Linked DNA regions of Mus musculus: region 1 is linked to region 2. Evidence: chromatin loops called from intact Hi-C (ENCODE). Cell type or tissue: left cerebral cortex. All regions are shown on one strand. Links, peaks and the distances in the headings refer to the core of each region. The heading gives the core; the rest is flanking DNA. Region 1 has its middle 23 kb from the start of Gm34244. Region 2 has its middle 50 kb from the start of Gm34353.

Region 1 (16,244 bases), core at 4,788-12,787, 710 kb before region 2:
ATCATAGTCTTCTAGACCTTTCATCCTCTCTCCCAAGCCCTTAACCAGAGCTATAGAATATGGGCTCTTACGTGAAATCACACGGCTTGGATGATCTTCTCAATGTAAAGAAGACATTCTGAATTCTAATCCTCTGAGTTCTTGGAGCATTTTCCAGCGGGCCCGAGGAACAGTGTGAGCAGTAACATGTATGTATGGATAATGTCTGTTTCTTTACCTGGGTCAAACGAACCATTCCCTTTACAGAAAAACCAGAAGACAGCTTGTTCTAGGACTGACATATTTTCCATTCATTCTTGTAAGGCTAATATGTATTATGTACTTTGCTCCACTTGACTCAACTTCACTTCTTGAGTCTCTCGCTGAATCTCTTCTTTTAATGTCTTGAAGTTTTCCTGCCTCTCCCCTAGGGGCACAGTTAATGTGGCAGGCACCCCTTCAGTTGGTGCCCTCTTACCCTATTCATACGTTCCTATAGGCTTTCTCAGGACTTGGTGCCCTGCTTCCAGCTTGAATCTCTATTATGTCTCCTAATGTATTTGCTTTATTAATAGTCTCCCTCTTGTCAGTATAACAGTTCTTGCTGTCACTTTTTAAAATGTGCCTCTGAGGGCTGTACTTTTGCCCTTTACCCTAGGGCCTTTGTTAGACTAAAAGGAACTCAGCTAGGCCTGAAAACAAAGAGACTGGCTGAGGACAAGGGAAGTCTGGTGGGAGGAGTTTGTGGCTCAGCCCCACCTCCATGGGTCTGTGAGGGCAGGGTCTGTGAGGGCTGGCTCTGTGAGGACTGGGTCTGTGAGGGCTGGGTCTGTGAGGGCAGGGTCTGTGAGGGCTGGGTCTGTGAGACTGGGTCTGTGAGGGCAGGGTCTGTGAGGGCTGGGGGTTTGTGAGGGCAGGGTCTGTGAGGGCTGGGTCTGTGAGGGCAGGGTCTGTGAGGGCTGGGTCTGTGAGGGCAGGGTCTGTGAGGGCTGGGTCTGTGAGGGCAGGGTATGTGAGGGCTGGGGGTTTGTGAGGGCAGGGTCTGTGAGGGCAGGGTCTGTGAGGGCTCAGGGTTTGTGAGGGCAGGGTCTGTGAGGGCTGGGTCTGTGAGGGCAGGGTCTGTGAGGGCAGGGTCTGTGAGGGCAGGGTCTGTGAGGGCTCAGGGTTTGTGAGGGCAGGGTCTGTGAGGGCAGAGTCTGTGAGGACAGGGTCTGTGAGGGCAGGGTCTGTGAGGGCAGGGTCTGTGAGGACAGGGTCTGTGAGGACAGGGTCTGTGAGGGCTGAGGCTGTGAGGGCTGGGGCTGTGAGGGGCTCTCTGAGGTGCTGCTGTTCCTAGTTTGGCCACTAGGTTGTATTGTAACCTGTTCTGTGCTTTAGAAGCTGTGCTGCTGCTGCTGCTGTACGGGCTATACTGTTCTCTCAATCACTTAACCAGAATATCCAGTTTAAGCCCAGGAAAGTCTCTTTTTGTCTCAAAAGAGCAAAATTTGGGGAAAGTGAAGGTAAAAGAAGAAAACACGGGCGAAAGCTTGAAACTGGGCATTTTCTACTCAAAATATAAGGCCCTTTGAGGATTTTTGTTTATCGCTTTCCCTGGCGTGGAAGGGATGAGGTGAGCAGGCGTCTGATTCGATACTTGAATGAGGGTGTGTCTGCTTTTGCCTTTGGAATCCAGCCCAACAGTGTTCTATTTCTAGAGAGCGCTTTCTCTAATGGCTCTCCTTCATCAGTTTTATATATTTGTTTGTAAGTAAATAGACCAAAGGGAAATGGCAATTAGGGTATATGTCATGCTAATAATTAAAACAAACAAACAAACAAACAAACAAACAAACAAACAAAACGATTTCCTCTTCTTCTATGTATTAGTCAAATTTGGGACAAAAGTGGTAAATAAATGAGTTTGGTAGTTTTCCGTGAAGGACTTTTCTCGATTGGCTAAAAAGTCAAAAAGAATATCCTGTGTTCACGTGTTTATTGTAGTAGGTATTTAGCGTTCTTTTCTTTTTCTTTTTTACCTGTAGGCAACACAGTGCAATAACAATGTCCAGGCTGCCGATTGTTGCAAAGCATAAGTGGGTCCAAGAGCAACCAGGCAGTTTTTAGGAGAAGAGGAAAGGTATCCCTCTGTTCAGAAAGGCTAGTAAAACAGCTTATTTACCTACCCACTTCACTTAAATACTAGCCTAGAATTAGTTCTCTACTAGAGAGGAATCCCCCTCCAATTAACAAAGAAGTAGCATCTCTCTGATAATTTTGCTGGGTGTGCAAAAGTATGAAACGTCACTTGACTGAATACACGTGCTGCATGTCCTCCGTGCAAGCACGAGTGACAAGGAGCTCGTGGACTCCGGGCTTGACTCCGGGCTTTCAGCATCTCGGATGCATCCTCTTGAGAAAATGCCATCTGCACAACAAATACAGTCATAGTTTCAGGATAATTAGCTTCTAGGGACGATTCTCCAGGGTATTGATATGCCGCACCCAGGTAATAATAGTTTCTGTGTATTGAGTGGTTTCTGCATTTCACATTACCGCGTGCGTTTTCCTCGGCTAACTGTAAATCACAAATTCACACTGTAACTCTGCTAGGCATTATTGTAATTATTTTCACTTTAAATCACAGAGGCTCAGACAGATTAACTCGTTCGATATAACTATAGACAGAGGGCTGGAATCCATATGTTCATTCTGTATTATGCTCAAAGGAAAACAGTGATCTACGGAGCCACAAAACGATGCGCTGGCATGTAAGGATCTGCATCCACAGGTTAAGGACACGGGTTTGCTTAGCTCTTGGACTTTGTGTTGTCACAGGAGGATTGCTTCTGTTGTTGTCTGGTGTCTCCGGCTCCTATCACTCTCCATAGAAAGCTCATTGTTGTAAATGACTGGGCAGTGATTCCTTGGTGTTTTCTTCAGTAACAACCCCGCGATTCCAGGGTTAACGATTCAAGCGATCTGTCTTCTGTAAGCTGTCCACAGACACTTTAATCATTTTCCCGTTAATGCCTTGTGTTTGCCCTTTTCTTGCTGTTTTATAAAATTATCCACCTTAAATACTAATGGTGCTAGTTCCTTACTGGGGGCTGGCCCATGTTTGCTTGACTTATATGCCTGAGCAGAGCATCATGACGGTGGGAGCTTGTAACAAAGGAAGTTCTTTACCTCATGGTGAAGGAAGCAGAGACAGAGGGTGGGGTCAGCAAGGAGTTACAGCCTTCAAAGTGTATCCTCAGCCAACAATTTCTCGCAGGTATGCCCACCTCCCAAATCCTCCACCTTACAAAACCCTGCCACCATGAGGGGACCACGAAGCTTAACATGCGAGCCTGGGGGGTCCATTATGTATTTAACCACACATGAACTGTTTTTATATTCTATATGTTGAAAATATCTTCTCTGAGATTTTTGCTTATTTCTTCAATCTGAGTCCTATATCTTTTGGTGAATAGAGATTTCCTTTGAATATAGAAAGATTAATCTTTCTTTTCTTTTCTTTTTTTTTCTTTTTTTTTTCTTTTTTGAGACAGGGTTTCTCTGTGTGTAGCCCCGGCTGTCCTGGAACTCACTTTGTAGACCAGGCTGTCCTCGAACTCAGAGATCCACCTGCCTCTGCCTCCCGAGTGCTGGATTAAAGGTGTGTGCCTCCACACCCGGCTAGAAAGATTAATCGTATTCTGTATGGATTGTCATCCTTCTGTTGAAGAAATTCCCTATTTCACTCTAGGATCACAAAGACATCTCTCCACAGCTTTTAAGCTTATGTTCTGCCTTTCAAACCTGGTGTTTTAGCATCTTTAGGATTGCTCTCCGAGTTCCTGGGGACCTGAGACCCACCTATGAATGCAGAACTGGTTGTCCTGGAGCCTGTTGTGACTGCATTTCCTTTTCAGAGGTTTGCAGAGCCAAGCTATTGTTGACCATTTACACACATGCATACTCATGCCTAGCCTTTCTCTGCTGTTGGTTTATTTGAGCATCCATGTGCCATTACTACCAGACCTTAATTGTTCTAATTTTATGATAAAATTTTACAACTGAAAGAGCTAAATTTCCCAACACAAGTACTATTGCTATTGTCCTTATTTATCTTGTGTATATTTTAAAATCAAACTATAAAATGTCACCAAACTCTGAGATTCTCCCTGTAGAGTAATTTAATAGAGATGTCATTTATATATTATATATTTATGACTATCTTATATTGTTACTTTATTTATTCAAATAGATAAATACATATTATATTTATTTGGATTATAGATAGCTTACTGGCAGCTTAATAATACAGAATATTTTATTTCATGAGTGTAATGTGTCTCATTACTTATGTAAGGCCTATTAGGAAGCCAATTTGGATTATCGTAACAATAACATTGATTTTTATATATTGATTTTTAAAAATAATAAAATGAAATATAATTTGTATGTGAATATTTGTATAAACTTGAACTTTTAAGAAGTTGAGTAGATACCTCCGAATATGGTTGCTGGAGTGTATGATACAACCACAATCAGTTTTGCAATTATTTTACATTTCTCACCACACAGTTTTTACTGCTTATAACACATTTGATTAAGTTGTATTTTCCTTTAGTTTAAGATGACCTTTAATGTTTCTTGTGCCATACATTTAAATTATGACTTTTACTCTACAAATATTGGGTTTTCCCCCCTTGCTCTCTGTTCTTAATTTCTAGTTTAGTTGCAGGATAATATGAAAATATGTATTTTTAAAATGATTATGTATGTATGTATGTATGTATGTATGTATGTATGTATCTATCTATCTATTTCTCTCTCTCTCTCTCTCTCTCTGTGTGTTTAAGTCTTACGAATGTAATATGTCTTGGTGATATGCTATATGAGCTCACAAATAATATCTATCTAACCCTTTTTGGGTAGAGTATTCTATACATGACCCATGGATAGAGAATTTCATACGTGAGTACTGCATTTATGTTGTTGCCCCATTAATCTCTCTCAAACTTTTTCTGTGTTCCTCTGACTCCTTCTCAAATGGATGTTTTCTTATTCTTTAATTATTCTTGTGCAGTTGAAAAGTCATGTCTGCTAGGGATGTGATTCAAATTCTACCCTAAGAAGTGTATTGACAAGCTGGGTGGCAGAGGCAGGTAAAGCTACACACACATATCTCTGTGAGTTTCAGGACAGCCTGGTCTGCAGAGTTTCAAGATAGACAGGGCTACACAGAGAACTCCTGTCTTGAAAAACCATTAAAAAAGTGTATCGACAATAATTGTCACCTTATGTTTTTAGTTTTAACCGTTCGGGAGTGATAACAGCTCAGAAGACAAAGGTGGATGAGTTGAAGGCTCGGTGGATGTGTATATGTTCCCTTCACACATACACATAAGAAAGAAAATTTACAACACAAAACACATGCAGCATGAAGTGCTCTTTATACCTACACACACATGTTCTTTAATAAAGACAGGGAAATAATGTGACTTTAAAGTTCTAAATTTGTTTTAAAATTGTGAGCCAGCAGTTCTGTGGGGGAAAGGAAACCCACTCGTCTGCTTTCTACTTTAGACCTAGTTGTGTTGACTGCCATTGATAAACCTTCTCACACCAGGAAATAATGCTAAGGAGTGGTATTAGGAAGTAATTCTGTCAGGTGATTGTACCCAAAGAAAACACCTTGGAGTAAGTTTAGAAGCGAGTGTGAACGAGATGCAGGCTCTGGAGCGAGGGATGGGTTGTGCTAATGGGGCATGTCTACCCTTAGATAGATATTCTATTCCTCAGAGCTGATCTTATGGTATGGAAGATAACAAGGGGGCTCAGACACTTTCCGTGGCTGATAGTCATCCTGTCATCCTTTACAATTCGTCTTCGTTTTCTGAGCCTATATTATATTTAAATCATTTACCTAGTGTAGATTTTTAGGAAAATCGATCTTTGTTTTTTCTTTGCTCCAAGAAGAATAATAAATTGGAATCTAAAACCAAAAGGTAAAGTGCCTTACCTCTCTGTTCTCTGCGTGGCTAGTGTTTCACAGCGACCACTGGAGTGCTGGGTGGCTTTTCTCTCTGAACACGTCTGTGTTTCTTGTCATTGATGTCGTCATTAGTTCAGCAGCCAAGTCGTGTTTTACCTCAGGTGAGACAACCTTTCAACCCCCTCCCTCTCAGCAATTGATATTTCCGCTGCTAATTTTCTGTTTTGTAAGATGCACTTTTGTTTGTACAAACACAATCTCCTTCCTTTGCTTTCTTTCTACCAGACACTAAAGGCCTGGCAGAAGGCTGGGGCTGGGGCAGGTCACTTATTACTGTCTCCTTTGTGACTAAGGGACAATTTTTTCATCCCTAGTTTAGGGTAGAAACTAGTTAGGTAAAGCCAGGGAACACCTGGTATTCGTGAGGACTCTACAGGGTAGTTCTGGGTGATGAAATCAGATGGTAGATGTGTGAATCACAATGTGTCACTTACTGGCTAGGTGGCTTTGTTTTCTTCCTCTCATCTTCAAATTAAGTAAGGTTGTATGGAGTGTTAGTTGCTGGTCATACATTCAATTCTCAAAACGTGTCAATGCTTAGCACAGTACTGTTACATATCAAAAGCTCCATGTCAGTATTACTTAGCAATCTTGCTTGACTTGTGCAGTTTCACTAGAAAATAACTTAGGATAAGATAGACACATATCTGAGGAGTGTGTGTGCGTGCGCACACACTTGCATGCACACACATTGGTGTGCGTGTGTGTGTGTGTGTGTGTGTGTGTGTGTGTGTGTGTGTATGTGTGTTTAGGTGGTAGACCTCGAGGCCTCAAATCACTAACCATTAAAGCCCACAGCCATTATTCAGTCTATGTGACAAATGAGATCCAGAAAGCTAGCCTAGACTTATTGGCCAGCAACCAGTGATAATCACTACTTCAAGTTCAGTATCTGCTTTATTTTTTATTTTTAGATTGCGTGATAATATCTTAGTATAGTCTTATATGACTTTCATCTGTTCATTCTTTATTAAAATAAATTACCAGATACCTAGTTTGTACTGGTCACTAATGTTGGTTCTGAGGAATTTCGGAGCAAATCAGACTGGGTTGTATTCTAAACATGTTGGGAGACTACTCGGCTTGGGGTGAGGTTTAATCTGAATGCAACTCGAGAAGAAATCACCTGGTGCTGGAGAGATGACTTTGTGGTTAAGAGCATTTAACTGACTGCCCCTCCAGAGGAACCAGGTTCAATTCTCAGCACCCACATGGTAGTTTACAACTGTCTACAACTCTAGGTCCAGGGGATCCAATACCCCCACATAGACATACATGCAGGTAAAATACCAGCGTACATAAAATAAAAGTAAATCCATTATGAAAAAGAAGAATCACCCTGACTGCTCTTTGGAGAGTTTCTTCAAAGGAGACAAACGAGAGTCAGGGCAAGTGGACAGGAGCCCAGTGAAAAGTGACACTGACAGCAGGAAAAGAGCTAAGTGACAGGATTTGCAACACACCTGTGTGCTAAACTTCCAAACAATGCCCACAGTGAGCAAGGACTGCCAGTCTCCATCGCAGCCTCTCACCCTTGCACTTACTGCCGCTCTTCCTTGCCGAACCCATTAACAGGTTAGGGTGGATGGAGAACCGACTTCTGCCTGGGCCTCTTGTAAGTGGTTTATGCATCTGTAAAATGAGTGACTATGTCCCCAAATCTGCATTCATTTGCCCCTTCATCCCAGCCTAATATTCTTTTCCTGATGCTGAATTAGCAGTGAGTGAGAACCCCTTGGAACAAACGGTTCCACAATGGATCTCTGGCAGAAGTTTAAGATGACAACGAAACAAGAAAATAAGATTAGTGAAGGTAAGTCTTCCATTCTTGTTTAGTTCTTTAGTGCCAGTTTCCAGGACCAGAAGGGCCTCCTGTCTGTTTGTTTTGTCTCTGACTCTGTCTGTTTCTGTCTCTCTGTCTGTCTCTCTGTCCATCTTTTTCTGTCTCTCTCATCTGTCTGCCTGTCTGTCTGTCTATCTCTGTCTTTCCCTCCATTCTCTCATTTCAAGCAGAAAGCCAGCAGAGGGCACTGGTAACCCTGAACATGCAAGATATCTGGTGGAAAGTTCCCTGCAGAAGGGCAGCCCAGTGTTAAGACAGAGGGGGGCGGGGGTAGGGGAGGCTAGAGAAGTATAGGCTTCGTACTTTCATGTCCGTATTTTGTAAGTCTATTAAAAATTGGGAGAACCTTCTCTATCTCTCCTTTAAAATGCTTGAGAGTGGCTTCCCCAAAATATGATAGAATAGCATTGAAATACTTCAAGCAGAGTGAAGATGATTAACACTATATTATTCTGCAATTTTTAAATCATTTTATTTGACTCAAAATGTTTGCACTCATGTGGGTAGGATTCAGTTAGAAAATTGAAGTATGCTTTGCCCATTGAGAAATGGTGTATGCGTGTGTTTCCAAGTTTTAAAACCTATTCCAAAGCAGTTATATCCATCAGGAGTGTATAAAATACCTGCAAGTGGCAAGTATAATTACTTGTGCCTGTTGTTAAAAATTGAAGTTGATGTAGTTTTTAAGTTGGAATTTCTACCAATGTGTAACCACCACTTATGTGTGTATGTATATGTGACTACTATATTTATATGTGAGTCATGTAAAATATATCACACACATATTTATATTTTTCCAGAATCTGTCTTTGTGATGCTGCAGAAACTTTCCTAGTGGTTAGTGCTGCTGTGCAGTGGTCTCTTACCTAGATGGACCTATTTTTCCACGGCACCCAAACCTGCATGGCGCTGAGCTAGTTCCTTTAGAATGACTGCCCAATGCTCAGGTATGCCAAAGCTTTCAGGACTTCGCTTGTTAATGCCACAAAAAAGAAAAAAAAATTCATGCACACATGCTTGGAAGCTCTTGTCTGAAAGACCATGGATGTCTTTACTTCCAATTAGACAGTCACTAGGCAGCAAATACAGCATATGACTTATATTGAAGGGCTATGGGCTGCCTGTATCAACTGCTAGAACAGCTAACCTCAGCAACAGTCATCAAAGCTTTAATATAAGAAAACTATATGTGCAAAGACACGTGCGAAGCTCACTTTGAATGTGTTACAGACTCCAGTACTCAGGACAGTTGGCACAGATGGCCAGCCTGACATCAGACTGCTCCTTTTTTTTTTTTTTTTTTTTAAACCGTGACCAGTTCTGGAGAGTGCTGGACTAGAGACTCTGTCATTTCTGACAACAGGAGAACCAGAGACCCAGTGACATTCAAGTTTTGGCATTTTCCAATTTCTTTTTGGATGATTTAACGACCAAAACTGCTGCAACCTACACATTTTGCTTGTCTTCCTTCCTCCACGATGGAGCTAGGATAGGATATGGCTGTTCGTGGCTTTCTGCCTCTGGATGGCAGTAACTCCTGCTTGAATGTTCATGACCCTTAACTGTAATGTCTTAAAGTAAGGACTTCCCATCCTTTGTTAGTTTTCTGTCCAAAGAAAACACGAAATTTGCTTGGTCTGAAACACACACACACACACACACACTCCAAACAAGGAGTCTGTTTAATGTTAAAAAACCGATACCACCAATCCCAGGCTAGAAAGAAAATGAGGACTCAGGGAGCTAACCTAAAAAAACAAAAAAACTGAAAACCTGGCATTTGGATATTTCCATATGTTTATATGTGATTCATTTTCCTTCTTACATAAATTAACAAATGCTGCCGAGCCAAGCGTATTTTTTTTCCCTCAAGACAACGAGGCTCTGCAAAGCTCTAGGAATATATCCAGGCTTTGGGAATAAGCATGTCTACCACTAAAATTATGTGCTCTGATTAATATAGTCCATCTGGATTTTCTGACTGAGGCTTTTCATAGACACAAAGAATTAAAGAGCTTAAACATTAAATACAGAGCAGTGCACACATGGTAAATGTGGTTCTCTAACCTCCCCATGCTGTGGCTACTGCAGTACCGTGAACCGACATCTGGATAGGGCTGTGGGCTGTAATTTATTGTCCTGTAATATTTTCCCGGTCCTCCTCTTGCATGTTCTTTTAAACCTGCTGTTTCTTTTCTTTGGTTCTCTGTCCTAGCCTCACATGCTCCTGTAATGTTTACCTCCTACAGTGAACTAGGACTGAAAGCTCTTCCAACCTCCATTGCCAGCTCTGGGCCTTTGCACAGACGTGTTAGAGAGGGGTTTGTGGGAATCCCTAGCTCCAGCTTGTGGAACCTTTAGACAGGCATGGCTTTCTTATTGGGAAAAGAGGATGGGTTAGTGTGAGAAAAAGAAATCTACTCTTGAGTATTCTTTTTTTTATTTTATGTTTTAAAGTTCTTTTGAGTACTTACTAAAAAGTAATAGATTATGACCCAAACCTACCACCCGAACTTCAGTCCTGGAAATCTCACTCAGTCTTGGTATCTAACTGAGGTGGTGTAAGCTCTTAACGGCTTCATAGTGACCACTCTTGAGTCTTTGGTGATTTGGAGGGTTTACTGCATACTCATGCATTTCATTCTTTCCTAATCTGAAAAGGGAATGTGAATCCTATGGCTTCTAAATGATAGATTAAAAATATACATATTTTTCCTGCAATGATTTTTTTTTGATGCCACATGAAATGGTTTCTGTAAGTATGAGCGAGTATGATTATTGGGTTTCTTGGGACAATAGTAGAGAATCTACAGAAATACCTGGGGCACAATAAAGCCCCAAATGTATAGTCTACATAGCAAAACCAAGGGGAAGACAGAAAGTCATTGACTCCAATAGTGATAAAAGCAAAGAGGGATTCTGGGATACAATCCTTCAAATCTAGGGTCAGGTCACCAAAAATCAGTCTAAGAATTTAGCTAGCTCAAAACACAGACGAGAAGTCAAGAGAAGCATGTTCCTAAGGCATGCTTCTTTTGTGTTTCTCTTAGGTGGCAGGTTTCAATCTCTGTGCATTTGAAATAATGCTCTAACCTGCTTAGAGACAGAGGGCTTCTCATCATTAACCCAAACGAAGCTCCGAGTCCAGGGAGCTACTGTTTCTGGCTTTATCTGACTTGGGTTATTTCCAACCACACAGTAACAGCCTTAACTTTAACATAGCCAGAACTGAGAATGTTACCAACAAGAGGGACGTCAACCATGGGTGTTCTGAAGATTCGTGTTCAAGAGGATCAGTGGCCTTAGTAACTTCACTCTGTTCATTTCTGTGACCGCAGGGTACCTTTATGAAGTGTCTGCAGAGTTTCTTTTGAGTCAGTGATCTAAATTCTATTCCCAGACTTTCTGTCTGCATCCTCCCTTGATAAGTTCTTGCTATTTTCATGCTCTCTCTTTGTCATTCATCCCTAAACGATACCAAGCATTGTGAAAGGTCAACCACACTCCGTGTGCTGTGGAAAGAAGGGAAAGAAGGGATGCAGGGTAGCAGGAGCCTTCGACACAGCAAGGCTCTGGAATTTCTTCTTTAGATACAGGGAGATCCAGAAGGAAATACAAACCTATTAGAAGAGTCCTGCTATTCCAGTAATGCTCCCACCTCAACACCCACTGTACCCAGTCCATCCAGGAGAAGCAGGGAGAAGGTGGCTCCCTCCAGTGGTGGATGCTTATGCTACAGCAGCCAGAGATTAGAATTTTCATAGCCATTCTCTTTTACACAGATTCTCTCCTCAAGTGATATCTAAGGGGCAACTGGGTGGTAATTCCAACAAACCAAAGCTTTCCATTATATTGCTGAAAGTCATATTCATGTCTCGGATGCAAGTCCCCCATTATGCCTTTAAAGGAGAGGCTGAGGAGAGGCAGGTTAACCTGCTCCTCTGAGGTGCAGTCACTGAGCTGGCCATCACTGGTTGCCACATACAACACACTTTTAACCACATATCACAGTTCAGTTGTTGTGGATAACAGAATGTATAACAGAATGACTTTCAAATTGACATGTTTTGCCATTTTCTGCAGCACCCACCTGTGAAGCTTTTACACCTTCTAGGTTGCCTCAGATACAACAGAAAACAACTGCTGTCGTCCACATTGAGTTATTTGGCAACTTTTCATGTGATGATAAGATTGGCTTCAATGATTGTTTTCTCTCTCTCTCAAAATTTATTTTATTTTATATATTTATTTTATTTATGTTGCTGTCTTTAGACACACCAGAAGGGGACATCAGATCCCATTACAAATGTTTATGACCCACCATGTGGTTGCTGGGAATTGAACTCAGGACCTCTGAAAGAGCAGTCAGTGCTCTTAACTGCTGAGCCATCTCTCCAGCCCCTCAATGACTGCTTTCTATTGTCATTGTTAACTTCTGATGGCTGGGCGGGCACTAGCTCTCATCTTTCTTCCAAACTTCTTGAACTACCAGCAACCACATTTTCTTGTCACTAGAAGATGCTATACTGAATGCATTGTTTATTTGCTTTGTCTCTGGTGATTTATTGCCCATTTTGAACCTAAATTAAAAAAAATCACTCAATTTTGCCTTTTGTCTAACATCATATACGTAGCATAAAAGAAATATAAACAAGCAGTGAGTCACTAACAGAAAATCATAAAGCAAGAGGTGCATTAAAATGACGCAACAAACCATTTATTACAAATGTATTCTGATACCAAATGCCAAATTTCAAAAGCACGAGCCCTGTGGTTATCTTTGCACCAGCCTAACCCTGATGAGCATGTGCAGCCACCTTGTGCTAAGGAAAGGTGTTAGGACCTGGGGTTCAAAATGTCAGAAAAGAGGACCTGAACCACACCATCAACTAAGTTGTGAAGACCCATGTAGCTCAGCTCAGCTGCCGAGTCTAGGGAACACTTATAGTGAACAGTAGACAACAATGAGAAACAATCTCAGAATGAGATGAACTGCAGCACGGGGCCAGCTCAGTGACTGCACCTCAGAGGAGCTCTGGAGCCATTCCCAAAGCCCATGTCACACCAAAAGATCAAGGTTCCTATTCTTACCCATGAGGCTGTGGTTGATTTTAGTTGTAATGATTTGTAGTTCAGCTGTCTAAAATTTCCGTTTCTTTTGCACTAACCTTTTGAGAAAGGAGCCATAATCACCAGTGTGTCCAAGTGGATCACCTGCCACCTTTTGAGAAGAAACACTGTGTAGTTCATTCTGAGACTTGGTACATGCCATGGAAGGCACATTTCACTGAAGACCAGGACTTTAACTTAGAGCTTAGGGTACATGACTGGATCTTCCCAATGACTGTGGCCTCTTGATTTCCCAACTCACATATTTCTATTGGAACAGTAGCATATTAAGGTTTTCCAAGTCAGTATGTATAATTTGTATAGCTTACTATGGATTATAGCATACTAGCACTTCTTGTTCATTTTGCTCAATCAATCAAATGTAGTTTTACAAAAAGTTATGGTAATATTCTGCAGGTTTTCAGGTGGTTTAGATTCCTAAAATATTTGCTAATGGCAAAGGAGGGTAGAATAGCACAGCCTAGTGGGAAAGCTGTAGTTCTAGTGTCATTCCATGTAAGTGAGAACTGCTTTGGAGTCTTGTCCAAATATTGGTTCTACAAATACCTCAAGCTTTAAATATATGGTATAGCAGTGATGAACATGGTTGCCCAGCAGCTGTAATTGGAGCTACTATTTGGTTGGGTTGGAATAAATCTAGAGTTCATCTTTAAGTCATTTAACTTAATATCTTTCAGATAAGACATCTGATTTCTGTAGGAAATAGGCTGGGTAAAATGGGACTATAGGATAATCACTGGTATCCTTACAAATATGCTCTCTCTTCAATAGGGTCCAATTTCTACTATCCTACATGGGAAGAAGTATTTATTCTCAGGGTAAGGGTGTGAAGGTTTTCTATGTTATCTTTCCTAATATGATTCTTATCATGTTGGCATTGGTAAATAAGTCTGATTTTACTTTCAGTTGACCATTATTATTTTAGTCTCTCATTTATTTTTGTATGAGAAAACACATACATTGTCAAGTGTCTATTTAAATTCTTACAAAAACTACAATATATTTTGTTTTGCCCTCCACTATATTAGAATATATATAATCCTTACATTTGCTGCTCAGGTTTTAGTCTTATTTCTACTCATAATGTCATAGCCAGAGCAATATTCTATGTTCATTGCAGAAAACAGAGATTATTCCCTAATGCTTTTTATTCTTTGTGATTCTAACCTGAGTATTTCTGTATCCATATTTAATTAGATCATTGAGATATCTAACTATGTGTCCAGGTGAATGAAGATTTTTGTTCCTATTAAACAAACAAACAAAGAAAAACCAGAATATTCCTTCATCGACTTCTTAATTTGAAATGAGCAGTAGCTTTGAAAAAGTAACAATAGCAAAAAGATTTTTCCTAAATGCTTTTCTGTTTGTTGGGGAGGAAAACACACACACACACACACACAGCTTTCTAGTTTGTTCCTATATTACATTGGTGGAGGTTTTTGATGGGAGCTTCTATCTAGCCCACACTGGTCTCGCAGCAATGATCCTCCTGCTTCAGCCTTCTCAGGACCAGGCTTATAGCTTTGAGCCACGCTGCACTTGGCATCACTTCTTGATTTTCATATATTGAACTCATCTTGAATTCCTAGAATTCATACCATTTGGTCATAATTGATCATCCTTTTTTATACCACAAGATTTGTAGTATTCGTTACATTTCTTTTTTTTTTCTTTCCATTTTTTATTAGGTATTTAGCTCATTTACATTTCCAATGCTATACCAAAAGTCCCCCATACCCACCCACCCCCACTCCCCTACCCACCCACTCCCCCTTTTTGGCCCTGGCGTTCCCCTGTTCTGGGGCATATAAAGTTTGTGTGTCCAATGGGCCTCTCTTTCCAGTGATGGCCGACTAGGCCATCTTTTGATACATATGCAGCTAGAGTCAAGAGCTCCGGGGTACTGGTTAGTTCATAATGTTGATCCACCTACAGGGTTGCAGATCCCTTTAGCTCCTTGGGTACTTTCTCTAGCTCCTCCATTGGGAGCCCTGTAATCCATCCATTAGCTGACTGTGGGCATCCACTTCTGTGTTTGCTAGGCCCCGGCATAGTCTCACAAGAGACAGCTACATCTGGGTCCTTTCGATAAAATCTTGCTAGTGTATGCAATGGTGTCAGCGTTTGGATGCTGATTATGGGGTGGATCCCTGGATAAGGCAGTCTCTACATGGTCCATCCTTTCATCTCAGCTCCAAACTTTGTCTCTGTAACTCCTTCCAAGGGTGTTTTGTTCCCACTTCTAAGGAGGGGCATAGTGTCCACACTTCAGTCTTCATTTTTCTTGAGTTTCATGTGTTTAGGAAATTGTATCTTATATCTTGGGTATCCTAGGTTTTGGGCTAATATCCACTTATCAGTGAGTACATATTGTGTGAGTTCCTTTGTGAATGTGTTACCTCATTCAGGATGATGCCCTCCAGGTCCATCCATTTGGCTAGGAATTTCATAAATTCATTCTTTTTAATAGCTGAGTAGTACTCCATTGTGTAGATGTACCACATTTTCTGTATCCATTCCTCTGTTGAGGGGCATCTGGGTTCTTTCCAGCTTCTGGCTATTATAAATAAGGCTGCTATGAACATAGTGGAGCATGTGTCCTTCTTACCAGTTGGGGCATCTTCTGGATATATGCCCAGGAGAGGTATTGCTGGATCCTCCGGTAGTACTATGTCCAATTTTCTGAGGAACCGCCAGACGGATTTCCAGAGTGGTTGTACAAGCCTGCAATCCCACCAACAATGGAGGAGTGTTCCTCTTTCTCCACATCCTCGCCAGCATCTGCTGTCACCTGAATTTTTGATCTTAGACATTCTGACTGGTGTGAGGTGGAATCTCAGGGTTGTTTTGATTTGCATTTCCCTGATGATTAAGGATGTTGAACATTTTTTCAGGTGCTTCTCTGCCATTCGGTATTCCTCAGGTGAGAATTCTTTGTTCAGTTCTGAGCCCCATTTTTTAATGGGGTTGTTTGATTTTCTGAAGTCCACCTTCTTGAGTTCTTTATATATGTTGGATATTAGTCCCCTATCTGATTTAGGATAGGTAAAGATGCTTTCCCAATCTGTTGGTGGTCTCTTTGTCTTTTTTTTTTTTTTTTTTTTTTTTTTTTCCATTTTTTATTAGGTATTTAGCTCATTTACATTTCCAATGCTATACCAAAAGTCCCCCTTACCCACCCACCCCCACTCCCCTACCCACCCACTCCCCCCCTTTGGCCCTGGTGTTCCCCTGTACCGGGGCACACAAAGTCTGCGTGTCCAA
Region 2 (16,244 bases), core at 5,145-13,144:
TTATGCCATAGATTCCATAGACCTAAGACGCAAGTAATGTTTGAAGAAATACAGACAGCTGGTTTAAGTATCACTTACTGGGAAATGCAAATAATTTGTAGTTGACAAGGAGCATGTCATGAAGGGACAAGAATCTGGAGGTAATGGGTGACAGTGATGGCATTGAATTTGAAAAGGGAAAAAAGTATGTGTAGTCCTGGAAGGACACGAGAAGGGACTGAGGAGGTGAGGCAGCAGCAGACAGCTTTGAGCAGTGGGTCAGCAGCAGTGGAATAAGAGCACAATTAGAAAGGATACTTGTGCAGCCAAAAATGATGCCCATGCCTCCCAGTATGCTGGTTTTCCTGAGTATCTCCTCCATAGTCTCCAGTGTTTGAATACCTGGTCCCCAGTTGGTGGCAGTGTTGGGGAGGTTTAGAAGTGATTGCTTTCCTGGAGGGAGTATGTCATCAGAGGTGGCTTTTGGGAGCACAAGGCCTTGTCCTACTTACAGGTTTTTCTCTCTCTCTGCTTCCTACTTGCAGTTCAAAATGTGAGCTCTCTGCTTGCAGCCACCAAACCTGCTGCTTGCTGCATGTCTCCCTGCCACGCCAGACTCTTATCCCCCTAGAACTGTTAGTCCAGTTAAACTCTCTTCTGTACAGTTTCCTAATCATAGGGCTTTATCGCAACAACAAAAATGTAAGTAATATGTGGGAGCAGGGGTGAGAAACAGACCTAAGGTATCAGGATGCAGCAGGATTTAGAGGTAAGAGAAGGCCTGCCATGAACACTCAGTGAAGCAGAAGGAAGCATGAGAGGACCAGAGAAACACAAGCCTGAGGGTGTAACCAGAGATGCAAATGTATTTGTAATATATGATCTAGGCTCATTCTCTGTTTCCTTTCTGCCAACTATGAGTGAGCAAGTCTGGATTAATGAATGTTGTTGTTATTGTCAAAATTATGGTATATATATATATATATATATATATATATATATATATTACACATATATGTGTATAACATACGTATATATATGTTGTGTGTATATGTGCTTGTATATATATGTATATGTATATATGCATATACATATGAACACACACACACACACACACACACACACATATATATATATATATACATACATATATGTATAGACACACATACACACATATATATGAATGAAATGAATAGTCGAGGGGCTGATTTTTATTTTATGTGGTACTACTTAGAAAATACTTAACAGTCAAAAATAGACATCAAAGCTGCCTCTTTGTTTATGTGAAATTATAGTGTACACTTTCAAAAGACAAGGTTTCCCCTTCTCTCTAAAGGCAGACCTAAATATTGAGGAATAAAAAGAAATGACCTCACATGGAAGCTAACTATTCAGGCTAGCGAATGCAACTCTATTTTTGGTACTATCTCATGTATTTATATAAAATAGAGGAGCATTTAGGCCAATTAGTGGCTTGAAAATGATATGGTTTTCCCAGCAGCATTTAATCCTGACGAACTTGAGATGTTCAGAGAGGACCGTACTGGCAGCAGATCATGAGGTTGGTTTGATTGAAGGCAACAAAGCTTTAGCATAAATTAGTTTTTACTTGTTAAAAGAAAAAACAAACTCTGTTTGTGTTTGCAATACAGTTTGTTGGTTCTTTTAATTTGGGGGAAATTCTGGGGAATTCCAGTGCTCAAAGAAGTGAGAACCCAAGCACAGCTTGAGCCTGGCCCAAGCTCACTGGTCCTGTGTAAACACCCACATACGTCCTCTTCAATGTGCCTGGTCTCAGACAGCAGGGTGGACCTGTTATGCCTGGACCTCAGCTAAACCAAGGGTGCCAGGCTGGGGCTGGCTGCCCTGCAACCCACAGAAGATTATTCAGATGCGGGAAAAGGATCCCGGCTTCCCGTCCTGACTTGTATCCAGTGGCTCTGAGAAGCAGGACATGGAGAGAGCTACTGCTGCTGCATCTGTGGGATTCGGAGACTGTCTCTCCTTCCTGTTAGTCCTGCAGCTGTGAAAAGTGAAGACCAGATGTAAACTTTAGCTTTGTCAAAGCAGATTAGTGTAATACCTGACAGGCACAACCCTCAAATGCAAGGCTCTTTGGTAGGAGTTCTAATCTGCAGCCTGCTTTGGTGGCTACACTCAAGGGGAGGCCCCACGGCAGAGGAGAAAGATCTGTTGTTGTTCTTTAGTTTCAATCTTTAAAAAAGGCAAACAACATGAAAATAAAATTAAATTGCAGGACAGCTCACGGTCAAATCTGCAGAGTTTATGATTTCTGGATCACTTTGTGATTTGCACAGCAGCACAAACCTCAGTTACAAGAAGCCCCGAGGGCCTGCCCCCATGGAAACTCTGTGTCTGTTGTGCTTGTTGTAATGTAGAGCGCCTTCCAGGTGCTGGTAAAACACCCGGACCTGTGAAATAGAAGGGTTTCCTTAAAACATGTCAGGAATGTTAGTTTAGAACTTATTTATGACATTCACAAAGACTCTTACTTGTAAAAAGTATTTATTTTTATTTATACACACATGTACTGTGTGTGTGTGTGTGTGTGTGTGTGTATGTACATGTCTATCTGTGGTATGTGTCCACTTGCCCTCTGAAGTCAGAAAAGGGCATCAGAATTATAGCTAGTTGTAAGAAGCCTGAATTGCGTGCTGGATACTGAACTTATAACCCCAGCAGCAGGACTGCATTTAACCATTGCACCATCTTTCTGACCCAAACTCACACATTTTTAATGTGGCTAACCTTCATGAAAGCATCTTGAAGCACTGTGGTTAAAAAGTGCTTAGCCCTCATTTCTATATTTGTCTTCTATAATAATGGAAATTTTGATACGTATAAGAACACCACTGGCTCAGCCTTTCTTGTAGCTAAATGTGGCCGTGTTGTAAGTTCTGACCAACGGCATAAGAACAGAGGTAAGAAGCAGGTGTGTTCAAGTGTGCATCGTCTATATCATACCACAGAAAAAGGAGAGAGCACTACTTCTCTCCACTTCTCTCTCACTTGCTGAAACATTGCTGAGGTAAAGAAAGTCTGTGGCTGATTCAATCATATCAATGAGTAATAAATGCAAAACACACTGACTGTCATTATCAATGTAAATGTTTGTGTGGTCCCAGGCACATTACGTAAGTTCTCCAAATTTCCTTCCCTGCTTTAAAGGCAAAATCCCACAAGGAATATAATAAATATCGGGGGTGGCGATTGTCTATAAAATAAGACAGGGAAGCAGTGCCTGTGTTTTTAAACTGCTGAATGCAAAAGACCAGAAGACAGAAGCAGAAACATGGCTGAGGGAGTGGCCAGTAGACAGGGGAGCCAGTATTGGCAGGCTCATCTCCTTCATGAGGCCACCTTGGGGGATTCCTTGTGAGTAGAGACAGGAGTCTGTGGTCAGTGCTAGAGCTCTTTGTTAGGACTTAACAGTAACAGGAAGAGTGACTCAGTATCCTGCCTTGAAGGATGGAGAAGCTGAGTCTGCTTTGAAACTTCCTCTCTGAAGTGGGGATTTGTCTGGGAACCAGACAATGAGAACTAAGCCTCTGCCTATACCGAGATCAAAGGGCCCAGGCAAGGCCAGGTGGATGGGAAAAGAGACAAAGAGAGCAAGTAGGCTGGCTTCTGACAGCATGAATTCTTACTAGACTGTGGTTAAGCTGAGTTAGTAGGTAAAGCACCTAAGCCTGAAGCTGTAGCCTAGTTCTACACAGCTCTTATTGGTACCTAAGTCTAAATCTTATGACCAGGGGAGGAGATTTTTTTGTAAAGATAACGAACCATAAGACTCACTTATAAGAACTTTATTGTGATAAATCATTCTTTTTTATTTTTATTGTTAATACAGTTGTGTGTGTGTGTGTGTGTGTGTGTGTGTGTGTGTGTACATACATGTTGTGTGAGCACATTTGTATATGTGTGCACGTGCTGGTAGAGGTGAGAAGAACACTCACTTCAGGCATTATTTTTCAGGCATCTTCCAACTTTGGTTTGTAAGAGCTTGCAATTCCCAAGACCTTTACCTAACAGGTTAGTTAACTAGACAGGGAGCTACAGGAATCTGCTATTTGCTGCCCCCCACCCCCATCTCACCATGGCAAGGACGTCTACCATCCTTGCCTTGTGATGGGGATCTCAAAGATCCACGCAGTGGTCCTAATGCTTGGATGACAATTGCTTCTCCTAATCTTGTAATAGATTTTGTACATTATCTCAGACAGGCTTTATTTCAGCCCTTGGAAATAACTCTCATAAGTTCTAAGTTTCATAAGAAAACTGGAACTAGCCGGGCATTAGAAAATTGGTCCTTAAATTCAACCACAGTATTTATCATTAAACTAGAAAGTGTGAACTGGCAAGTAATTAATAACATCGTCTCAATTTTAGAGAAATGTTTTGCAGAAAAACCAAGCTCTGAGCAACTAAGGAATTGTTCTCAAGTCATGCAACTGTGTCAACAGGACATGTCTCAAAAGTTAATTCTGTAAGGTTGATTCACGCCCCCTCCACAGTCTGCCTTGCAAAGTCAGGGCATCCAGTTCTTTAGGAGCTGCAGTTTCAGACAAGCTGGGGCATCTGCCCACCCACCTTTCAAAGGGCCTGCCTGCACTGTAAGCGCAGGGCCTTCTCCTCCTGCAGAGGATGATTCTTCAACAGGGCAGCCATCGGCAGTCCTGTCCACCCCCCTACTTCCCACCACTCCCTTCCATAGACCCAAGGGCCAATGCTCAGGTCTCTGGATTTCTCCCTGATTTCTGCTTGCTAAGTTTCTCAGCCAAGGGAAAACCATTAAGTGTCAAATTGCATGAACAGAGCGTCCAAGTAGCTGCCTGTTCCAGGACCAGTGCCTGCCAAAGGACCTTAAATAAACTCGGCTGCAGGGGAGATGCTGAGATGATTCCTATGTGGTGTGTTTAGTTTGTTAAATGAACACACAGAGCGCAGTTTCATCTGATTAGTTAGCGTGAGTCACAAGAGCAGACAACACAGCAGGCTTTCCCCCCTCTCTTCTCTTCTTCTCTTCTCTTCTCTTCTCTTCTCTTCTCTTCTCTTCTCTTCTCTTCTCTTCTCTTCTCTTCTCTTCTCTTCTCCTCTCCTCTCCTCTCTTCTCTTCTCTCCCTCCCCCTCCCCCTCTCTTCTCTTCTCTTCTCTCCCCTCCCCTCCCCTCCTCTCCTTTCCTCTCCTCTTTCTTTCTTTTCTTCTTTTTTTTCTTTCTTTCTTTCTGTGTGTGTGTGTGTGTGTGTGTGTGTGTGTGTGTGTGTGTGTGTGTGTGTTTGGTGAGGTGGGGGGCGGGGGGAGTCTGTTGGGTAACAAGCCAGTCAATACAGTACTTAGGATGAAAGAAAAATCCATGCAAAGAATGTAGTAACTCTTTATTTATTTATATTTCTAGTCAAAGTAGAGAGCTAAAGTCAGACAGTTTCTCTGAATCAATGGCTGTGTATCTCCGTAGTATAGATAGAAAAATCTTATACTTATAAGAGGAAAGAAAGAATCAATAAACCTTAAATTACAGTTACACGCGTAAACTGCCTCACCACCATTCTTTTAAAAGCCATTATTTCCATGCAATATTTTTCTGAAGGAAGCTGGATCCCTTGTGCACACCTGAAAAAAAAAAAAAAAAAAAAAAAAAACGAGGACATAGAGTCAACTTAAATATTCTTCCTCTTAATAAATTTTATGCCACCTGACTGATTTTCCCATTAGAAGGTGCATTAATATAAATGACTCTTAATGAGTGCCCGGAGCTGGAGGCAGAAGCTCTCGTGTCCTCCAGAGTCCAGGCGATGAGGAAGAGATTAGCAAGGGGCAGGCAAGTCCTGCTTGCTGACACTTCAGTCAGGAGCATGTTGGCTGGAGTGGAGAAGAAGGCAAGTGGAATTATTATGGTGCCGATGCTGGGTTTATTTTTTGCAGATAAAAAGCAATAGAGCGGTCAAGATCCAAAGCGCTGCTTAGTCACCCCAGTGCCATCAGCATAGCATTTGGAAGATGTGAGTTTCAGGCAGATGTTGAGGCTGGGGATCACAGACATGAAAGATCAGCTGTTCGCTGATGAAAGCCATGTCAAAGGATGCCAGCCTGGAAGACAAGACAGGATCTACATGAGGGCAAGAACTGGGCACCCTGCTTTGTTTTGTACACGTTTTGGTTTGCTTTGGTATTTATGTGTGTGTGTGTGTTATTGATTTCCTTCTTTTTTTTTATTTATGTGTTTCTCGTTTTCATTTTGGGGTCTTCAAGAGAGGGAAGGTGAAAGGGAGGGAGGGAAATGCATGGGTTGGGTGGGTAGGGAGGTAGGAAGAAGTTGGAGGAGGAAAAGGAATATGATCAATATATATTGGATACAAATTTTATGTGATATGAGAAGCTGTTTGGTTTTTGTTGTTGTTTTTTCACAAGTTGGACTATGTCAGGGAGACGCTAGTGCATCTCAGAGGTGGAGAATTGGGAGAGGCAAGGAAACTCTAAAGCTAACCAACTGAGCCACAGGGCAGCACTTGTACAGACACAGAGATAGGGAGAGGTCCAAATGTTAGTGCCAATGGCAACAAAGCATCAAGGGAAAACTAAATTCCTTACAGCTGATTCAGGGTCTCCAGCACCCAGGACAGGACCACTCTGAAAAATGCAAGTCCTTATGTGAAAACCCAGGCTACTTTTGTATCATTATCCTGAAGCTGTGTGGAGAGAGACAAGGCTAATAATGAAATTGGGGAACTATCAGATCTCTGAGACAAGTCCACCTTTCTGGGGTGCATCCCTCCTCTGGCCCAAGGATGATAGTGTGAATCCTCAGTATAGCTAATGAAGACAAGAGGCTCTGTGATACAGCCTGTGTGGTTCTGTGATCTATAACTCAGAGGCCAAGGGCAAGCAGTAGTGAGTCTTAAGTCAATACAGGTCACAAGGACAGACTGGATTGATCCTGTTAGGATGCCTACAGACCACAAACACTTGACCAAAGTGGCAAAGAGGTCTTATTCCCTTGTAAGTCAGCTTTCCTCAAACGTGTTCATTTTGTGAGCACGAAGTAAATAAAAATAGCTCAAATGTCTTCTGGAGTCAAGGGCAAACTGAAGACCTGAGTCTTGCCTGAGGCTTCCAATTTGCATTGCCAGCCTGAAGGATCCTATGGCTTAAGAACTCTGCGGAGTCTGTGGAAATCAAAGCCTAGAAACACAGAGGTGCCCATCTCCCCTTGCTGGAAAGCTTCACCTTAAGGAATAGTTTGAGATCTCATGGGATAATTACCCTTAGAGGCGCAGAGTCACAAGGTAAGAGAAATTCACGTGAACAAAAAGCCAAGGTTAACTAGAATCTCCAGGCAAGTGTTTCATCGAGAAAATGAGCCTCACACATATTAAAGGGAGACTGCAAAGCACAGAGTAGCAAAATCAAGCAGGTTCCTTGAGGAGATGCTACCGCTGCCCTCCCTCTTACATAAGGGCAAAGAAACAGAGGCACATAGAAGATCAACCCCCAAAGTGGAGAGGCAGCAGCAAGGTCACAGAAGACCGGGATCGCAGTGCAAATGAACAGGGTGCCAGAGTGTTCTGCAGGGCTGAGTTAACGGAGCAAACACGAGCGTTGTTTTCAGTGTGGTATGTCCTCAACACTATTCTGGAGCTGTCACCAATTAATATTTTCTCACCTCATTTTCACTCATTTTTTGTTATTTTCTAAACTGTGGAGATATTTGAGCTGGAAAAAAGTCTAATGCTTGGATAGTTCTGAAAGGACTTGTCGGCCAGCCTGTTGAGGCAGAACTTCTGTTGGTCATCAGCCCAACAGAGTTAAACTGGGGGCTCCAGAGAGACAATAAACAACCCTAACACAGCATGAGACAGAACTGGGTTCTCCCCTGGAAGCAGTTATGGGGACACTCCCCCCTCCCCCCCAGAAGTCACACCATATTGGAAATTGTGGCACACAAAGAGACTTATGAACACTCGCTTCTCCAAAGCCTGCCTTGCCCTCGATTCTTATTTACTATTGTACTTTGACCCAAGTCACTCTCCTGCTTCTAAAACCACCCAGAGAGGACTCTCCATAGTCTTCCCTGTGCTCCACCTGCCATTCCATAGGTTCCTAAAGGTTTTGGCAAGGAAGGCTTGATAAAGTTTTAAAGTGTCAAGAGGCACATGACAAGAGACTGCTCTTGATGTAATCCTGAGACTGACAAATAAATGAGGTTGATATATATAACATTGCAAAATTTGTGTCAGAGAAGACGATCTAGTGTGGGAATCACACACACTGTCATGAACACATTTGCAAACACACTCACCGACATTCTTACGCACACCTGTGTTGACACACACACTCACACACATGCACACTCTTGCAGGCACACTCACACATAAACTTACACACTTCTAGTCACATACACTTACCCACACGTTTGTACTCACATACACAGAAGCACTCAGAACTCTTGCACACATACACACACTTGAACACATTTACACACACACACACACACACACACACACTTTGCAGGGAGGCTAGTATTGTATGTAATGACAGATAGGAGAGCTATGTGAGGAAACACTGGCCATAAGTGTCGCTCACTCTTGGGTGCCTCATGTCAGAGAGTGATCCAGCAGTAGGTTCCCATGAGACATAATTGGAAATGCCATGCTGGTCCTGTTTGGGAAGACTGTACAAAATTCAAGCTAAAGTGTTTCATCCCACAGGAATAATCTTAGTTTATTTTAGAGTGCCATTCCTGTCAGCAATATCAGTGACACAATATGCATGCACACCCGTAAAAAGCACCATACAAAGGAATACTTAGAAGCCCCACCCACCAGCAGAAGGAAACTATTGCAAAGGTTTTAGCGCACCCTGGTGGTCATTATGCTTTCTACATGGGGCGAGGAACAGCAAATATATCTGCGCAAAAAAAAAAAAAAAGTTTCATTACATGATTATCTCTGAGTATATTCGTACTATTCCGTGTCCTTTGAAATTAAGCTAGAAGCATAGACCAGTAGAATCAAATATTATTTCTAACATATTCATTCAGCCTTCAGTCAGCAGGAAATATATATTTCCAAAGTGTTCTTGACAAAAAGTCCAATCTTATTGTACTTATTGTGGACTTGAAAAGCTCCTTCCATAGAATTCATTTGAAAATTATTTGAAGTGATAATTTCATCTTGAAATTAAAAATGTGTTTTAAAGTATGTTAACATCTATTTAAATAACAAGACTCAAATCCAAATTTAAAAACTGAATAAGCATAATACTTTGTTTTGTTTACAGGTAACCCATGTACAGTAGGAAAAGTTTAAAATAATTATGCAATGTGCTCATCTTATATCTATGATCACATGCTAACAGGGCTGACGTTGTCTACTTGCTGTCTAGAATACTTATGCATAAACATTTATGCAACTTTATGTTTCATTAAAAAAAAACTTATTCTCAGAATGTGATAGAATAGCCAACATTTGTCATTATGTCCCAGATAATTGTTCTGCCTCCACCTAAGCTGAGATTGGAATCTTGCCTCCAGCTCAGTAACGACTCATTTCCTAGGGAAATTCAGAGATTTATTTTCTCCAACATTTTAGATTTTATAATTTAGTGAGGTCAGATTTGTTTAAAAATTTTTAACCATCTTCCAAGAACTCCTCTTCTCTCTCTCTAAAAAAAAATCCTCTATAGTCCCTGATGAAACCTGTGAGACAAGTATGTAAATAAACCCAGGGTCTCTGTGGTACATTTATCAGCCCTCAGCTGTGATCCCGGTGATCTTTAAGTGTCCTTTAATACAGGATTTTCAGAGATGAGATGATACTTTCATTTTTAATGAACACATCAGTGCTTCTTTTTGGGTTCATAATTCCAACTCAGGTATATATATATATATATACACACACGCGCGTGTGTGTACATATATGTATATGTACGTATATGTGTGTGTACATATACGTACATATATGTGTATATATCCATATATATGTATATGTACATATATGCATATATATACACACACCTGAGTTGGAATTATGAATATATATAATTTTTAAAATTAGATGTTTTTCTATTGAGATGGGATTAAAATATCTGCTGTACTGTGTGATGGGCTAGCTCAACATGAAAACTTTCCAATGTGCAAACTGGTTCTCTTCTTAATCCTACATTGAAGTCATTCTTTGCTTATCACCCCTTAGTTCTCACGTACTTAGAAGCTTTCTTCTATCAAAGTGAGTGATTATTGAAAATGGATGCTTCTCCTGGTTGGACAGAAGACTCCTTCTTGAAGTCTTATGCCTTATGCTAAGCTAAAAGTCCAGCAAAGCCTTTGGACTGAGCCTTATGAAAGCCTCCTAAGACTGGAACCACTGATATCATATGGATGAAAGGTGACAAGACTCTTAGGAGTTCCTTCCAAGGTCCCCCCTTTTGCCAGAATTCAAATTTCCACCATAGAAGAGGTGAGCAAGTACCTGTGATATGATCTCTTGGCAGGACAGCTTCCTGTAGTCACCTATGCTGTCCTGAGAAATTCTGATTCACTAAAGTAATCAGAATGTGCTGTTTGTGGTTTTAACTAGGATGTATAGATATTTCTTTTTATCTTTCCAGGGAAAGCCACACACACACAGATAATCTCACCCATAAAATGCAGCTTCTCATCAAATAAAATGTTAAAGGTCTCCTCAGTAATGAAGTCACTGAATGGGTTTCTTTGACCCGGTGAGCATTACATTTGTAGTAGGTGTTGTATTTTGACGGAACCATGTGATCATTTGGGTGGGGTGGAATCACTTAATGTGTAATTGCATGGAAGTTAATCAGATATTTGTTTTTGAACAAGTCCTAAAGGGTGGGGAAAAACCCAACTCCTAAGGCATTTTCTAAGGGGTCGTATTTTATTAGCTGACTTAAGATACTCATACCTCTTACCTTAAAGCTTGGTGTGTAACTCTTTTGTGTAAGGTCAGCACCTGTTGAAGGGGATTCAAATGATGGTAGAGCAGTTGCTTCCTTCAGGTGAAAGTCTTCAGTAGCATAGGCCACGGATGGACAGAGCTAACTATCCAGTCGCTTCATTGATCTTTCATTCAAGGTTTTCTCTGAATTCCCCTAACATCCAACTCGATTTCTCTTCTCCTGGTGCGAGGTTTTGTCATTTTCTAGGCCAGTGTCCCACAACCAAGTAATACTCAATACTCTATTCAATAGCGAGAGGTTAACGTACATCACAGAGTCCGATTTCTTCTTTGCATTTTTAAATAACCTTCAATAAAATATTCCCTAGCCTCGCCTGTGCTCACTGAAGTGTGGCCTCTGTGAAGGTGAGCCAGGAACAGAGGTTAAATCATGCAATGGAGGAACTATTAGAAGGGACCAATTGTACTGTAGGCACAAAGCAACAAAGGCAAAGAGGGGGGTATATGTGTGAAATTCAGTGTGAGCAGACTGTGTGAGAAGACAGGGAGAGTTGAGCACTGCTTGTAGTATGTTTGTTCATGGAGTTCTGTAAAACCCGTAGTTCAAAGGAGTTATGAGGAAGATTATTCTCCCCCACACAGCATTACATAGTTGCCTGCAGTCCCATGTGTTCAGGAGAGGCCTCCTGGCGCCTTTCCCTATGCACATTAGCATAGTCTTCACCAGGAAAAGCACATGGATTGGTTATCCAAAACAAAATGGCCATCCTTTAAAATATCCATACAAGTTATGTCACACAGAGGGAGGTTATACTTATGTATTTAGGAATACATATGTGTGTGTTTATTATTCAAATATATGACATACTGTTTGTATACATACTTTATATATGTACAATAGAAATATATCTACAATATATGTATATGTACATTGTGTATATATTATTTGTGTATATATATGTATATATGTATATATCGTGTATATAAATAATTAATTTAAAAAGAGGCAATTAATTTTAAAAAGAGTAAGGAGATGTATATGGGAGGGTTTGAAAGGAGGAAAGAAAAGGGAGAAGTGAAGCAATTACATTATAATAGCAGAAGAATAAAAGAAATAATTTTAAAAATTATGAGGGCAGCACATAAATGCTTGGAGCCGGAGGCATGTTAGATGTTTTATCATTCTTTTCATTTGCCTGTGGACCAAAACCCCTTCAAAATGCAGTCTTGGGGTTGGGGATCTGGCCCAGTTGGCAATGTGATTGTTTTGTAGTCATGAGGATCTGAGTCCAGATCTGCATTGTCTCATAAAAAGCCAGGCACTGAGTAACTGCAATGACTACTTCTTCAGCCTTCTTTCTGTTGCAAACTACCACAGAAGGGTGCACAGAGGCTCAGATGGGGTTCTCAATCTGGGGTGCTCTGCCCGAGAGAGACACTGGGGGAAAAGTTTCAGTTACATGGAGTACCATCGAGCTATGGAGTGCTATGGGAGCAACAGCTGGAGCACCCACCCTAGCTTGGCTCATAGACGATAGCCTCAGAGTCCATGGGAATTGATGTGTCTTCAGATGGTCTCCAGTCATTGTGTCATCAGGGCAGAGGTCTGGAGCTGGGCACAGCAATGGAATGAAGAGATGCTTTCTTCCCAAGGTCAAGAGGAAACTCCAGAATGTAAATCACATGCAAGCATCTGTACAACTCAAATTTAGGTTTTGATGTCTAACTTATTGGAACAAGGTAGGAAAAACAAGTTTGAAGGTTTTTGGTTTTGTTTTTTTATAATAGGAGAGCAAAATGCATGTGAGAGTTAAAAATACAACAACGTAAATGTAAGGAAATTAAGTGAGTTTGGACGTTCAATACAAAAAGGGAATATAGATCTACCTGTCCTCTCAAAACACAAAAGCGCGGGATGCTAGGAAAGAGAGACAGAAATGGAGTTAGGGAGAAGGGAGGCAGTTGCTGTAGAAAAACAAAACCTGACAAATAACTAAGTTAGAAAAATTTAAAATGCCACCACATCGCGCGCATATTGTTATGAAATACTTAAAACTGAAGAGCAAGTGTAGGAGCAGAAAGATCTGACAGTAAAGAGGTCAGAAGCTAAGCGTCATGCAGAGGAAAAGAGGACTGTCCTACCGAAATCCAGAGGAGACTCATGGAGGGAAGAGGCTAAGCACGTGCCACTGACAGAAGCCACTCACACAAAGGAGAAACCAAGTCACCGTAAGTAGATGTAATCATGAAGCAATTAGAGCCCAAATATAATTGTGTACCAGAAAGAATGAAAAGGACAAATTGAACCTTGTAGAGTTTGTACATTTCACCAACCAAGGAGCTACTATCCCTAAAACTGTTGTCTGTCTGTGGATCCCCAACAGGGCTGCTTTGTCTCCCCAGAGCGGTAGACGATGAGGCTAACCTTGCAGAGGTCTGCAGCACCAGTGTGGGGTTGGGGGATACACAGGATAGACACAACTCTCTCAGAGGAGAAGGAGATGGAGATGGGGAAGGGACTCTGTGAGGGCACTGATTAGGATCTTGTTTAAAAAAAAATAACCAGGTGTGATGGCGCATGCCTTTAATCCCAGCACTTGGGAAGCAGAGGCAGGCGAATATCTGAGTTCGAGGTCACCCTGGTCTACAGAGTGAGTTCCAGGACAGGCAGGGCCACAAAGAGAAACCCTGTTTTAAAAAAACCCAAATAATAATAATAATAATAATAATAATAATAATAATAATAATAATAATAAATTTAAACAATAAAAAAGAAATTACTAAATATCCAGAAAACAAAATACAGTTAGTATTTGCAGGAGGAAAACTTAAAATTTAGTTTTGACATCACACAGCAAGAATCAATGGCAGAACTCAGTGGAATAATATCTGGAACATTCTTTGAGATCCAAATTGGAATTCCTGTATCTAAAACTGCCTCCACACTGTTCTTCAACTGTCACAGGCAACTCTACACATCCCCAAGGAGCCAAGGCCAGACACAAGTGACATGGAATAGGTTATCTGGTAGATCCACTCTGAAATGAATTCGTGTTACTTAGAGCTGAATTCAGAACTGGCTAAGCCTAAGAGATAACTCTGGACTTAACTTCAGGGCACTCTAATGTGGTATGTTAGCACTGGAAATTCTAATGGAGCAATATCAATAAAAAAAGGACCAAAAGGTAAAGAAGACAATGCTAGAGAAAGCCTGGATGTGACATTTTGTCATTGTTACCATTGTTTGCCTCAAGTTCAGTGTAAAGTCATTATTTTAACATTGACAATGATATAAGAAAAGAAATTTTTTTCCATTTTTTATTAGGTATTTAGCTCATTTACATTTCCAATGCTATACCAAAAGTCCCCCATACCCCCCCCCCACTCCCCTACCCACCCACTTCCCATTTTTGGCCCTGGCATTCCCCTGTACTGGGGCATATAAAGTTTGCAAGTCCAATGGGCCTCTCTTTGCAGTGATGGCTGACTAGGCCATCTTTTGATACATATGCAGCTAGAGACAAGAGCTCCGGGGTACTGCTTAGTTCATATTGTTGTTCCACCTATAGGGTTGCAGTTCCCTTTAGTTCCTTGGGTGCTTTCTCTAGTTCCTCCATTGGGGGCCCTGTGGTCCATTCAATAGCTGACTGTGAGCATCCACTTCTGTGTTTGCTAGGCCCTGGCATAGTCTCACAAGAGACAGCTATATCCGGGTCCTTTCAGTAAAATCTTGCTAGTGTATACAATGGTGTCAGCGTTTGGAAGCTGATCATGGGATGGATCTCTGGATATGGCAATCACTAGATGGTCCATCCTTTCGTCACACTTCCAAATTTTGTCTCTGTAACTCCTTCCATGGGTGTTTTGTTTCCTATCTAAGAAGGGGCAAAGTGTCCACACTTTGGTCTTCATTCTCTTGAGTTTAATGTTTTTAGCAAATTATATCTTATATCTTGGGTATCCTAAGTTTCTGGGCTAATATCCACTTATCAGTGAGTACATATTGTGAGAGTTCCTTTGTGATTGGGTTACCTCACTCAGGATGATATCCTCCAGGTCCATCCATTTGGCTAGGAATTTCATAAATTCATTCTTTTTAATAGCTGAGTAGTACTCCATTGTGTAAATGTACCACATTTTCTGTATCCATTCCTCTGTTGAGGGGCATCTGGGTTCTTTCCAGCTTCTGGCTATTATAAATAAGGCTGCTATGAACATAGTGGAGCATGTGTCCTTCTTATCGGTTGGAGCATCTTCTGGATATATGCCCAGAAGAGGTATTGCTGGATCTTCTGGTAGTACTATGTCCAATTTTCTGAGGAACCGCCAGACTGATTTCCAGAGTGGTTGTACAAGCTTGCAATCCCACCAACAATGGAGGAGTGTTCCTCTTTCTCCACATCCTCGCCAGCATCTGCTGTCACCTGAATTTTTCATCTTAGCCATTCTGACTGGTGTGAGGTGGAATCTCAGGGTTGTTTTGATTTGCATTTCCCTGATGATTAAAGATGTTGAACATTTTTTCAGGTGCTTCTCTGCCATTCGGTGTTCCTCGGGTGAGAAATCTTTGTTCAGTTCTGAGCCCCATTTTTTTAATAGGGTTATTTGATTTTATGGAGTCTACCTTCTTGAGTTCTTTATATATATTGGATATTAGTCCCCTGTCCGATTTGGGATAGGTAAAGATCCTTTCCTAATCTGTTGGTGGTCTTTTTGTCTTATTGACGGTGTCTTTTGCCTTGCAGAAGCTTTGCAATTTTATGAGGTCCCATTTATTCTCGATCTTACAGCGCAAGCCATTGCTGTTCTATTCAGGAATTTTTCCCCTGTACCCATATCTTCGAGGCTTTTCCTTACATTCTCCTGTATAAGTTTCAATGTCTCTGGTTTTATGTGGAGATCCTTAATCCACTTAGATTTGACCTTAGTACAAGGAGATAGTACTGGATCAATTCGAAATCTTCTACATGATAACAGCCAGTTGTGCCAGCACCATTTGTTGAAAATGCTGTCTTTTTTCCACTGGATGATTTTAGCTCCCTTGTCAAAGATCAAGTGACCATAGGTGTGTGGGTTCATCTCTGGGTTTTCAATTCTGTTCCATTGGTCTACTTGTCTGTCATTATACCAGTACCATGCAGTTTTTATCACAATTGTTCTGTAGTACATCTTTAGGTTGGGCATGGTGATTCCACCAGAGGTTCTTTTATCCTTTAGAAGAGTTTTTGCTATCCTAGGTTTTTTGTTATTCCATATATATCTGCCGATTGCCCTTTCTAATTCTTTGAAGAATTGAGTTGGAATTTTGATGGGGATTGCATTGAATCTGTA

What was found. Peaks named below come from ENCODE experiments on the same cell type or tissue, not always from the same donor. Only the 100,000 strongest peaks of a DNase experiment are listed, where the experiment ranks them.
Region 1: it touches region 2 in a loop (6-fold over the local background); 30 of 42 quality-filtered maps call a loop at or near these places.

The regions. Positions count from the first base shown.
Region 1 is chr1:137,322,777-137,339,020 of GRCm38, forward strand. No RefSeq gene overlaps it. Among named protein-coding and RNA genes, the nearest start is that of Gm34244, 23 kb to the right of the region's middle. In left cerebral cortex, for the core only: CTCF peaks have their summits at 8,026 (motif pointing right), 8,232, 9,371 (motif pointing right) and 11,573 (motif pointing left); DNase peaks (open chromatin) are centred at 8,027, 9,415, 9,654 and 11,551; H3K27ac peaks cover 1,158 bases.
Region 2 is chr1:138,035,900-138,052,143 of GRCm38, forward strand. No RefSeq gene overlaps it. Among named protein-coding and RNA genes, the nearest start is that of Gm34353, 50 kb to the left of the region's middle. In left cerebral cortex, for the core only: a CTCF peak has its summit at 8,871 (motif pointing left); a DNase peak (open chromatin) is centred at 8,835.